3 separate regions of the Homo sapiens genome follow, and regions 2 and 3 are each linked to region 1. A link is a contact called in ENCODE Hi-C or POLR2A ChIA-PET data. All regions are on one chromosome and are shown on one strand. The core of a region is the stretch at or near the end of the contact, and the rest is flanking DNA. Distances in the headings are between cores, read along the strand shown. Region 1 has its middle 83 kb from the start of LINC02852. Region 2 has its middle 39 kb from the start of LETR1. Region 3 overlaps LINC00924 (long intergenic non-protein coding RNA 924).

Evidence for each region. A loop is a pair of places that touch in the nucleus more often than their neighbours do. ChIA-PET counts read pairs that join two places held with the same protein, here RNA polymerase II (POLR2A). Pooled maps may share reads with other maps.
Region 2: a map of endothelial cell of umbilical vein shows a loop between it and region 1 (9-fold over the local background). The contact joins two enhancer-like sites. A Hi-C loop is called at or near these places in 1 of 168 maps with a recorded cell type or tissue (endothelial cell of umbilical vein) and 1 of 50 pooled maps. POLR2A ChIA-PET finds 5 or more read pairs at or near these places in 1 of 52 experiments (activated CD4-positive, alpha-beta T cell).
Region 3: a map of endothelial cell of umbilical vein shows a loop between it and region 1 (3-fold over the local background). The contact joins two enhancer-like sites. A Hi-C loop is called at or near these places in 1 of 168 maps with a recorded cell type or tissue (endothelial cell of umbilical vein) and 4 of 50 pooled maps.

The regions. Positions count from the first base shown.
Region 1 is chr15:94,670,494-94,673,310 of GRCh38, reverse strand. No RefSeq gene overlaps it. Among named protein-coding and RNA genes, the nearest start is that of LINC02852, 83 kb to the right of the region's middle. Within about 2 kb of position 1,375, at least 5 of the 41 ENCODE cell types and tissues checked have a DNase peak (open chromatin) inside an H3K27ac peak, as active enhancers do; they include endothelial cell of umbilical vein, where a contact is called at or near this core.
Region 2 is chr15:95,364,485-95,367,417 of GRCh38, reverse strand. No RefSeq gene overlaps it. Among named protein-coding and RNA genes, the nearest start is that of LETR1, 39 kb to the right of the region's middle. Within about 2 kb of position 1,587, at least 3 of the 41 ENCODE cell types and tissues checked have a DNase peak (open chromatin) inside an H3K27ac peak, as active enhancers do; they include endothelial cell of umbilical vein, where a contact is called at or near this core.
Region 3 is chr15:95,455,984-95,459,036 of GRCh38, reverse strand. The region is part of intron 3 of LINC00924 (long intergenic non-protein coding RNA 924); the gene reads right to left. Among named protein-coding and RNA genes, the nearest start is that of LINC00924, 24 kb to the right of the region's middle. Within about 2 kb of position 1,331, at least 5 of the 41 ENCODE cell types and tissues checked have a DNase peak (open chromatin) inside an H3K27ac peak, as active enhancers do; they include endothelial cell of umbilical vein, where a contact is called at or near this core.

The DNA of each region.
Region 1 (2,817 bases), core at 126-2,625:
TTGATCCGCCCGCCTTGGCCTCCCAAAGTGCTAGAATTACAGATGTAAGCCACTGCGCCCGGCCAAAGGCAACTAATTCTTATCAGAAAGATGTCTTCACAATGTCTTGGAGCAAAACCCTAGGTTTTTTAAGAAGTACTTTAGAAACCTCATGGGCAGGTCAGGGGTCAAACACACAGAAAATTCACTAGCGATCAGTTTCAATAAGTCCAACATGAGAATAAACAAAACCAGGCTATTAAGTGATAATATGGAGAGAAAAATAATGGTGCCCAGATTGATTCATTCATTCAAAATATCTATATTCTTTAGTCGTATTTCTTCAAATACTGATAGTATTTGGCAAATACCTGCTAGTTTGTTTAATAATCCTAGGTCTTATTTATATCATCAGCTTCCGGTGGTCATAAGATTTGCAGAAAGAGCCTTTCTCTGTTGGATTCATAATACGTCCTGGATTCTACCTGAAATCCTTGTCTCTGAAATGTTGGAAGAGACCCTCTTTCATGCCCCCTGCCCCGACCTGGCCACAGGCGCGTACACCTGGTCCATATTCTGTAATGAGGTCTCAGTGGTCATCTTATTCTCAGGGCCCATCGAAAAATTGCATGCTCTGAAGACAGCATAGTTGCATCAAACTCTTTAACTGGCTGGCATTTTGAAAGTTTAAAGGGTTAATGCTCCTAAGAGAAGAAGAAAACACCACGCGTGCGTTTTGATCTGAGGTTCAAAACATACACGCAGATGAAAACGGCCAGCCTCATCGCTACACACAATCCCTTTCTCTGCCTCCCAGTCCCTCTCCTTCCCTCTCCACAATCTTACAGATCTCAGTACGATTAGAGAGCTGCCGATAAGAGAATGGCCATTGGTATTCTATGGTTTCAGTGTAGTCTGAAAATTAAATCCCTATGAAAATAATATATCTCTTCTCCTCTCCCCTACCCCCTCCTCCCTAGAAGCAGCTGCTTTTCACATTTAAATGTAGCAGTGGTAACAAGAGCCTCTTTTATCAGCTACTCCTATTCATAAGGCATTAAAATACACGCCGTTTCCTAATCCCTAGTGCAGCTCTAACAGGGGCTTCAGCTTTGTGCTGAAATAGCACGTATCTTTTAAAAGTAGCTGATGGAAATCATCTTCCAAACCGAATCAGTCTCTTAAAAGCAGCTCTCCCCAAGCACAGAACATAAATAGAGTCCAGGACACAGTGTGTGTCCAGCTCCCCTCTCCACTGTAAAGGGTTTGGGAAACAATGGCTGAGTTTGTTTATAAGTAGCCCAAGCGACTTGGCAAGCTGCTTCCCTCCTCTCTCTTCCCTCCCACCCCAGATCCCATACCCATCTTTACAGCAGCACCAGTTGCAGCGCCTCTTCTGGGAAAGGCATTGCTACTTCTGTGTAAGCCAATAGGCATTTGCTGAGCAAGGTCACTTTCAGAGGCAGCTCTTTCTGGAGGCAGCATCTACAGGAACGGTGGGCCAGGGGCTGGAGGCATGGATCAAATAGAAAATCACCTGGATTCCTGGTTAATCCACAGGCCTCAAGAGGAGTGCATGCGGGGCTGGTGAATTCCATAACCATGAGAGAGCTATTTTGTAGGCAGGTAGCTGATAGAAATGTACACAGCCATATGACACATACGTATATATATATAGTTTACATATAAACACAAGTATACACATATTTGTCCGCATCAGACAGTACTGATTCCCTGCACAATCACCTAGAAATAGCATTAGAAGCACTATTAACACAGAGGGAACATTTCAAATACAAACAAGAATAAGTAGCCTGAATTATGGTTAACTCTTGTGGCTATCGTTTTATTGAAATTACGTCCTGAAATTAACTTTTTCTTATATGTTAAAATTAAGGCTGGCCCTTTAAAAATAATTTATTTTTTGAATACTCAAGCTTTCATTCCGATATATCTGTTTTTCTATTTTCAGTAAATTAGGGGGTTTCTAGTCTCTGGTTTTATTACTAATAAAGAAGAGAAAAAGGTAGCAGAAATGTTTGTTGTATTTTGTGTTCAGCTTTATGTTTATTTTCTTTCAACTGCTTATAGAAGAGATCTCAGGAGGAAAAAAATACATCACATTCTTCTAACATTGTTTTACTCAAAGTTTTATTTTAGAAGTGTAATTATTTTTTTCTCATGGTAAGTAAGTGTTGCTAGAAGTGTTTTGGAATTTTAAGTTCCTCTGGCAGATATCTGTTTTTCAATTGCTGTGAATCTTTTTTTTTTCTAATTCTCTCTCTCTTCTTGATTTGAAACTGAAGTGCTGATGAATGTTCTTTGCCTTGTACAATAGATATCTTTTTACTTATAAAATGCCACAAAGTTATAAATTAGGAGGACTATCTACATGATAAGATTTTCTCCCTCCCTCATGTGCCAGCTAAATGTTGAAGAAGGCTGATAGGAACAGAAATAACATGTTCAAGGGAGAAATAATCCAAATAAATATATACCTTCATTTCATCTCTTTTGAAGAAAGTGTCCATCTCACCAAGGTTGTAAGGTTTTTAATAAAAGCAGAAAACTCTTCAGGTAATTATAAACGCCCTTTAATACTATTAAAGGAAAACGTAATTCCAATCATTGAGATTTATTGGAAATCTTACTTTCTGAGGCAGTGGCAATTATCTCTGAATCATGGAACCTGACTGCCCTCTTCTGGTTATAAACAGAAATAGGAACAGCCTGGAAGAATTCTATCACTGACAATAGGGTTATGTCTAGGAAATCTACGATAATAAGGAAATGTCCACATTCATATTAGAATCTGTGCCTGACAGGAATTAGAAACTG
Region 2 (2,933 bases), core at 338-2,837, 690 kb before region 1:
CCTTCAGATGTCCCCTGTGGAAAAATAGGAAATTGGCAAGTAGGATCATTTCACGGATGTGCTGAAGCTGTCATTCCTAGAAATCTTTGGCTTCAGCTCCGTGCCGGGTAAGTTCACCTGCGAATGCAGTATGAACTGTTCCCATTTGTGAATTGCTCATATTCTAGAAAGATGAAGAGCCCTGTGTTCATTCTTAGTCTTCCTAGCCTTTGGCTATTGAAAAGCCTCCTAAATACCATGTTCTGATAATGTTGGAGTTGAATGTGTAAACCCCTCTGGTGTGACTGAAACATTGAGTTGTCACAATGTTAAGGAAGGGTCAATGAAGGAAATTAAATGATTTCAGCTCAGCATTCTTTTTTGCTTTGTTTTTTCGTAGTTGTTTAATATTTAGCTGTGTAGCTGCAGAAGAAAAAATAAATGAAAAACAGAGAAACAAGTGTATTCGTTTTGTGATTCTACTATTCCCTAAAAACTTAAGCAAGATACTCATGAGGTTGTAAGTGAATGGTTTGTCTAGTATAAATTCACTCTGACATCTCATCGTACTTGGTCCTAATACAGAAAATTCACAAATCTAGTCCACGGCCCACAAACATTTTCAAAGACGTCTTTTAATTTTACTTAAAATTTTCATAATTGTCATATTGCTTTCAAAGACAAATAAACTTTAAGGATAAAATATATCTATTTTCATCCCAGTTCTGTGCCATCCTGTGTTTTAATAACCACCCTAATTTAGTATTAACTAAGAGCTTCCTGTGTGACAGAAGATTCTTACTCTATCTACATTAGGCTTTTTCTAAATGACTAAAGTTTCTGAAATATTCAACGCAATCTACCATTTAAAAATTTGATAACATCTTCATTAGCATTTGGGTGCACCCTAAACTATTTCTACCAAACAGAAGTGCAGCGTTTTAGAAGAGCCTCACGGACTAGCTACATATATTTTTTGAATGTTAAAATTCTTTCTTTCCTCCTCTTTTGATCATTTTTCTGAAGTGGATTGTCTCTCCTCTCACCATTTGTCATTAGAGGCGTGTAATTTCATGACCCCTTTCTTCTCGCTACTTCCTCTAAACAAAAGGACACAATAAATAAACACAGGAGATAAGACAGTCTCTTCCCCCCAGCCTACCCCCTTCCTTTGAGTCTTTTGAGCAGCCAGAACCACTTTAGTCCTTCAAATATTGTCCTGAATTAGTATCCACACTGATGCAGTGAGGCTAGAGTACATGATAATAATAAATACCAAATGGAAGTGTAACTGTAATATGTGTATTGATATATATTTTTTCTAGTAGTTTTGGCTAACCTATCTTGCTGACTGTACTGATGAAGGTTGCGGGTAATTGTGTACGCGTTTCTGTGAAAGATAAATGACTTTCCTTCCCAAGGACGCTTGGCCAGGCCTTAATCCTGAGTGCCTGTGTGTGTGTGTGTGTGTGTGTGAGCGTGTGTGTGTGTGTGTGTGTAACTGTTTTCTGAAGGCCTGACAAGGCATCTTGATCATTTCCTCATTTTGAGGCCTACCCACAGCCTCGCACACGGCCCCCCTCTCTGAAATGTTATTATTCTGTCGTGAGGCCTTCTTCAGCCAGGATGTTACTTCATTTCCACCTTTTGTCTCTGCCTGAATGTGAATGATGCTCTTTCAGCAATATACAGCCGCTTAAACTCCCTGCTGCTGCCTTACATAAATATACAACACCCGTCTCGCCCTATAACTCACTTCAGGCCTGGAAAAATAGTGACTTCCTTTATTGGTCAGATTCTCTAGCAATTCCCAACAGCTGTATGTTCTCACCTCAGAGGATCCTTATCTTCAAGTTTCCATTTGTCTCAGCACTATTCCAGTGGATTGCCAATAAAAATGATTCCCATTTTTATAACCCCTGAGAACGCAGGAGCCAGCTTTCTAGAGAAACTGATGTACCCCCCGCCCCCAAACACACAAATAAACAAACAAACCAAACCTCCAGACAACTTAACAAAAAGGGCTATTTTGTCTTCTGGAGAGATGACCTTAGAACTGAGTACATAGGGAATTCAGTAAAACGTGAAGTGTTGTCTCGGAACACATTAATTACATTCATGAAAATCCATGTTTATTTTCTTCCTTGAGATAATACATGGAGAGATATGGCATATAATCATTAAGAGAACACGTGTTCATAGATATCTAAAAGGAATATCACGTTCATATTAGTTGACTGTATCTTTGTTAATAAGTTTAATCACTTCTCTGTGCTTCTGAATTCTGGGCAACTTTAAAATGTGGCTGGGTTCTACTGAACTTATTTTTTAAAGAAAATGATGTAGGGAAAAAAAGAAAAGCACTTCCGAAAAATTGAAGTTGCTATGTAATTGTCAGGTGCTATAATAAATAAAGGCACTTTATTTGGGTATTGATGCCAGTTACACGTGGACATTAGTTTGCGCTCTACTGCTACTTACTGCTGCAGAATTTGGGAAAACGCGCTATGTCAAGCTCAGCCTCAGTTGTCCCATCTGCCAAATGGGAGCTAAACACCTCCCTTTTAATATGTTTTTAAATTTAAGAAAGAGAATATACACTAAAGAGTAAACGCCAAAGTGCTCTACAAATGGTATAGCTCAAGTTACTTTTTCCCCTCCATAACAAAGCTGTGGTGACTACAGGCAATTTTTAAAGAAAAATGGAAGGAGTAGGGGCATGGAATGAAGAAAATGAGTATTTTTTTTAAGCTACTGCGTACTCAACAAGAGGGCAAGAGTGTTCAATACTAATGTGTCAAGGCTACACTTTTTTTAAGGTGCAAATTCAAGGAACAGGGAAATATGTCAGGTTAAAATCAGTAATACTCATCTACTTTATGACTTTACAACTCTCCATAGGAGAAAGAAAGACGGTTACTGCCATATAGCGTGTATTAGCAGAAGGGCTTGCT
Region 3 (3,053 bases), core at 82-2,581, 790 kb before region 1:
TTTAATTATTTTAGCTAGTGGGAAAACTCTTTTCTTTGGGATAGGGATGTGGGAGGGGAACAAAAATCTGTGTTCTGGACCTTAGGGAGTGCTGTGGTAATTCAGTTTCTGAGGTCTTCAGGAAGCCGGGCTTAGGAGTTGATTCCCTTTTATGGCTAAATAACTCTTATGAATTTGTCTTTTCAAAGTCCACTGGAAACTGGAAAGAGGAGCATGATTACAGAAAGCTGCAGCTGTGAATATTTGCAGAGCAGCTTAGTTTCCCATCTCTATCAATTCTCTCTCCCCTGCCCCCACCTCCAGCAACTAATATCTTAGCATCTTATGGAGTAATATGATAGAACTGTCAAGAATGAATGAGGACTTTGGGCCGTATTAATTCCCATCAACAAACTAATGTCTAATGTTTTGTAGGCTACAGATAAGAAGTTGACCACTGCATTACATTTGTCAATAATTTTTGCATTTTCTAGGGTTAGGTTCATGGAAGGAATTTTTTCCTGATGGTGGTGAGAACGCTGTCAAGATTTTGTTGCTCAAATAAGATCAGAACATGCATTTGTTGTTTGCACACTTTTTCCTGGAAGAAAATGGAGGGGAACTATAAACAAGCAGAAAGGTGGAAAAATGCAAATGCTGGAGTTGGAGGTGGCTTATATAGGGAAGTCTCTGTATATTGAAACAAATCAGGGAGACTGGGCCAGGCCAGGCAAGAGAGGACAGCACATTCTCATCTTTTACTTCTTCTGAAATTGGAAGTACAAGATTCTGAAATTCTGGTAGATTAAACGAGAACGACAAGCATCTTTTTGCCTCAAGAAATTTAATGTTTTGTAGCCATAGGGCAGGATTCCGATACCATACTGTATTATCACAAGCTAAAGTCAAAAAAGAAAGAAGTTTTGAGAATGCCTGGATTTGTATGTTTTCAATACATAATACAACTCTTTCTGTGTGAAATGAAAGGCAGATCGTGGGAAAATGTATGATTCTATTTATAGTCAAATTTAAATTATCTGATTATAAGGCAAAATTAGGACAGACTTTAAACCTGCCCTTTTAGTGTCTAATTTGCCACAAAAAATAGTAAAACTACTCACATTTGATAAGCAATCTGTCTTGTTATTTCTTATCCTATGAACTATGAAAAAGAACTAAGAAAAATTCCCCTCTTTTTTTTTTCTTTTCATAAAACTCAATCCAGGGCCTGCATATTATATTCACATTTTTTCTTGTGTGCTTCCTTTTGTATGTTTTGGCCACACTGGCGGAATTTTCTATGATAAGAGGACCACCAATCCAGTATGCATGGTGTGGGGTTGGCCCGTTGAGTGGGCCCCACTGGGCCTCCGGGGAAGAGGGCCAGGAATTCACAGGGCTTGATTACCACCGGGGCTTTTTCTGCTTTTAAGTTAACTATGTTCTTCCTGGTAAATCAACGCCTCGACTTCGGAGATTGAACATCAGCTCTGTGATTGAGCAGAAACTCTGAAAAGAAGACTTGCCAGCAATGCCTACCTGACCTTTCTCCAAACTTGTTATAAGGAAAATAAGAAGGTGTCCAGGAGAAAGGGAGTCGTTGGATGTGGAACTACTAGGGGGACTTAAATGTTTTTAAACCAGCTTCCACGGTGACATATGTAAACAGAAGTCAAAGTATCTTCATGCATACAAGATAAACATTTATCATTTAGCTTTTCATTTTGTGTCCATAACACTTGCATGTGCCTGCCATGAGTATTTTCTTTCTAAAAAGCATAAAATTAAATTTACCAGGATGCGTCCAATTGTGATTTCTCTATTTACTTCCTATGATCTAACACAATCTGGTAAATATTTATGGGACACATGTGCCATTAAAGTGGCTGGGTTATATGTTGGTGACATGAAGATAGAGTCGTTAATACTTGAGATTGGTCAAATGGCTCTGTTAGTATTCAAATTTTCTGTTCTTAACATGGTTGTTAGCATTTTCTTTTTGATAGGTTTGGTTTTATTATTGTGACCAATTTTTTATCTCTCCTTGTATCTATGGCCTATGATGTGTGATTTTCACATGTGACTTAAGGAGATAAGTATATGAGCTTATCCCCTGACTTAGGGTTACCCATATGACTTGCTGTGGCCAAAAGAATAAGGTAGAAATGAGAGCATGCCCTAAGAGGCATTGCATGGTATTGCTTTCTTTCTTATGCTTATGCTTAGCCATGAGAACATACCTGGGCAGCACTGTTTGTCCCAAGGGGAAGATGAAGAACATAGAGAACAGAATCAGCTGAGCCATCCCAGCCAAGCTTAGCTATGATCAACTATGTCCTAACTGATCTCCGGATGCATGAGTGATCATAAACCCTAGCTGTCTAAAGCCACTACCTTTTGGAATGGTTTGTTATATAGCAGTCACAATAAGATTTATTCTTTCATTCATTTATTAATTTTCAAACATCAGTTGGACACTTCCTAAGCCCCAAGTTCCGTGGCAGAGGCCTGAGATACAAAGTGCAAATTTCCAGGGAAAACAGAAAAATGGAGCAGTCAATAAAATAGATGCGCAAAGTGCTGAGATAAAAGTGTGCCTTGGGTGCTATGGTGAATCCTTAATAGGATGGTATAAGAGGCATTCTGGAAGAGGGATAATGCCACGTGAAATTTTAAAGAGTGAATAGGGATTAGGAAGGCACTAACATTGGATTTTGAAGAGAAAAAGAGTAGAAGGGCATTCTTCGCAGAGAAAGCACAATCACATTTGCAAATATCCTCGTGCTGAGAAGCAGCCTGGTGCTTTGAGGCCGCAGCAAGGCGCCTGACACAAGCAGGAACCATGCTTTGCATTTTTTTTTAACTCAACATGGTACTTAACATAGCCAAGTCAAGTATGGTCAAGGGATGGCTTGGCAGTACTATTGGGCACTGTCTTAAGTAGAAACTAGAGACAATGTCTAAGAAAAGTCACCTTAGGGATACCCAGCATCCTATGTGAATTCAGACCTAACTGCTTGAGAATGTCAAACTAAGGCAGGAAGTCTTTTGATTATTTGTGGTGTTTTTCTCTT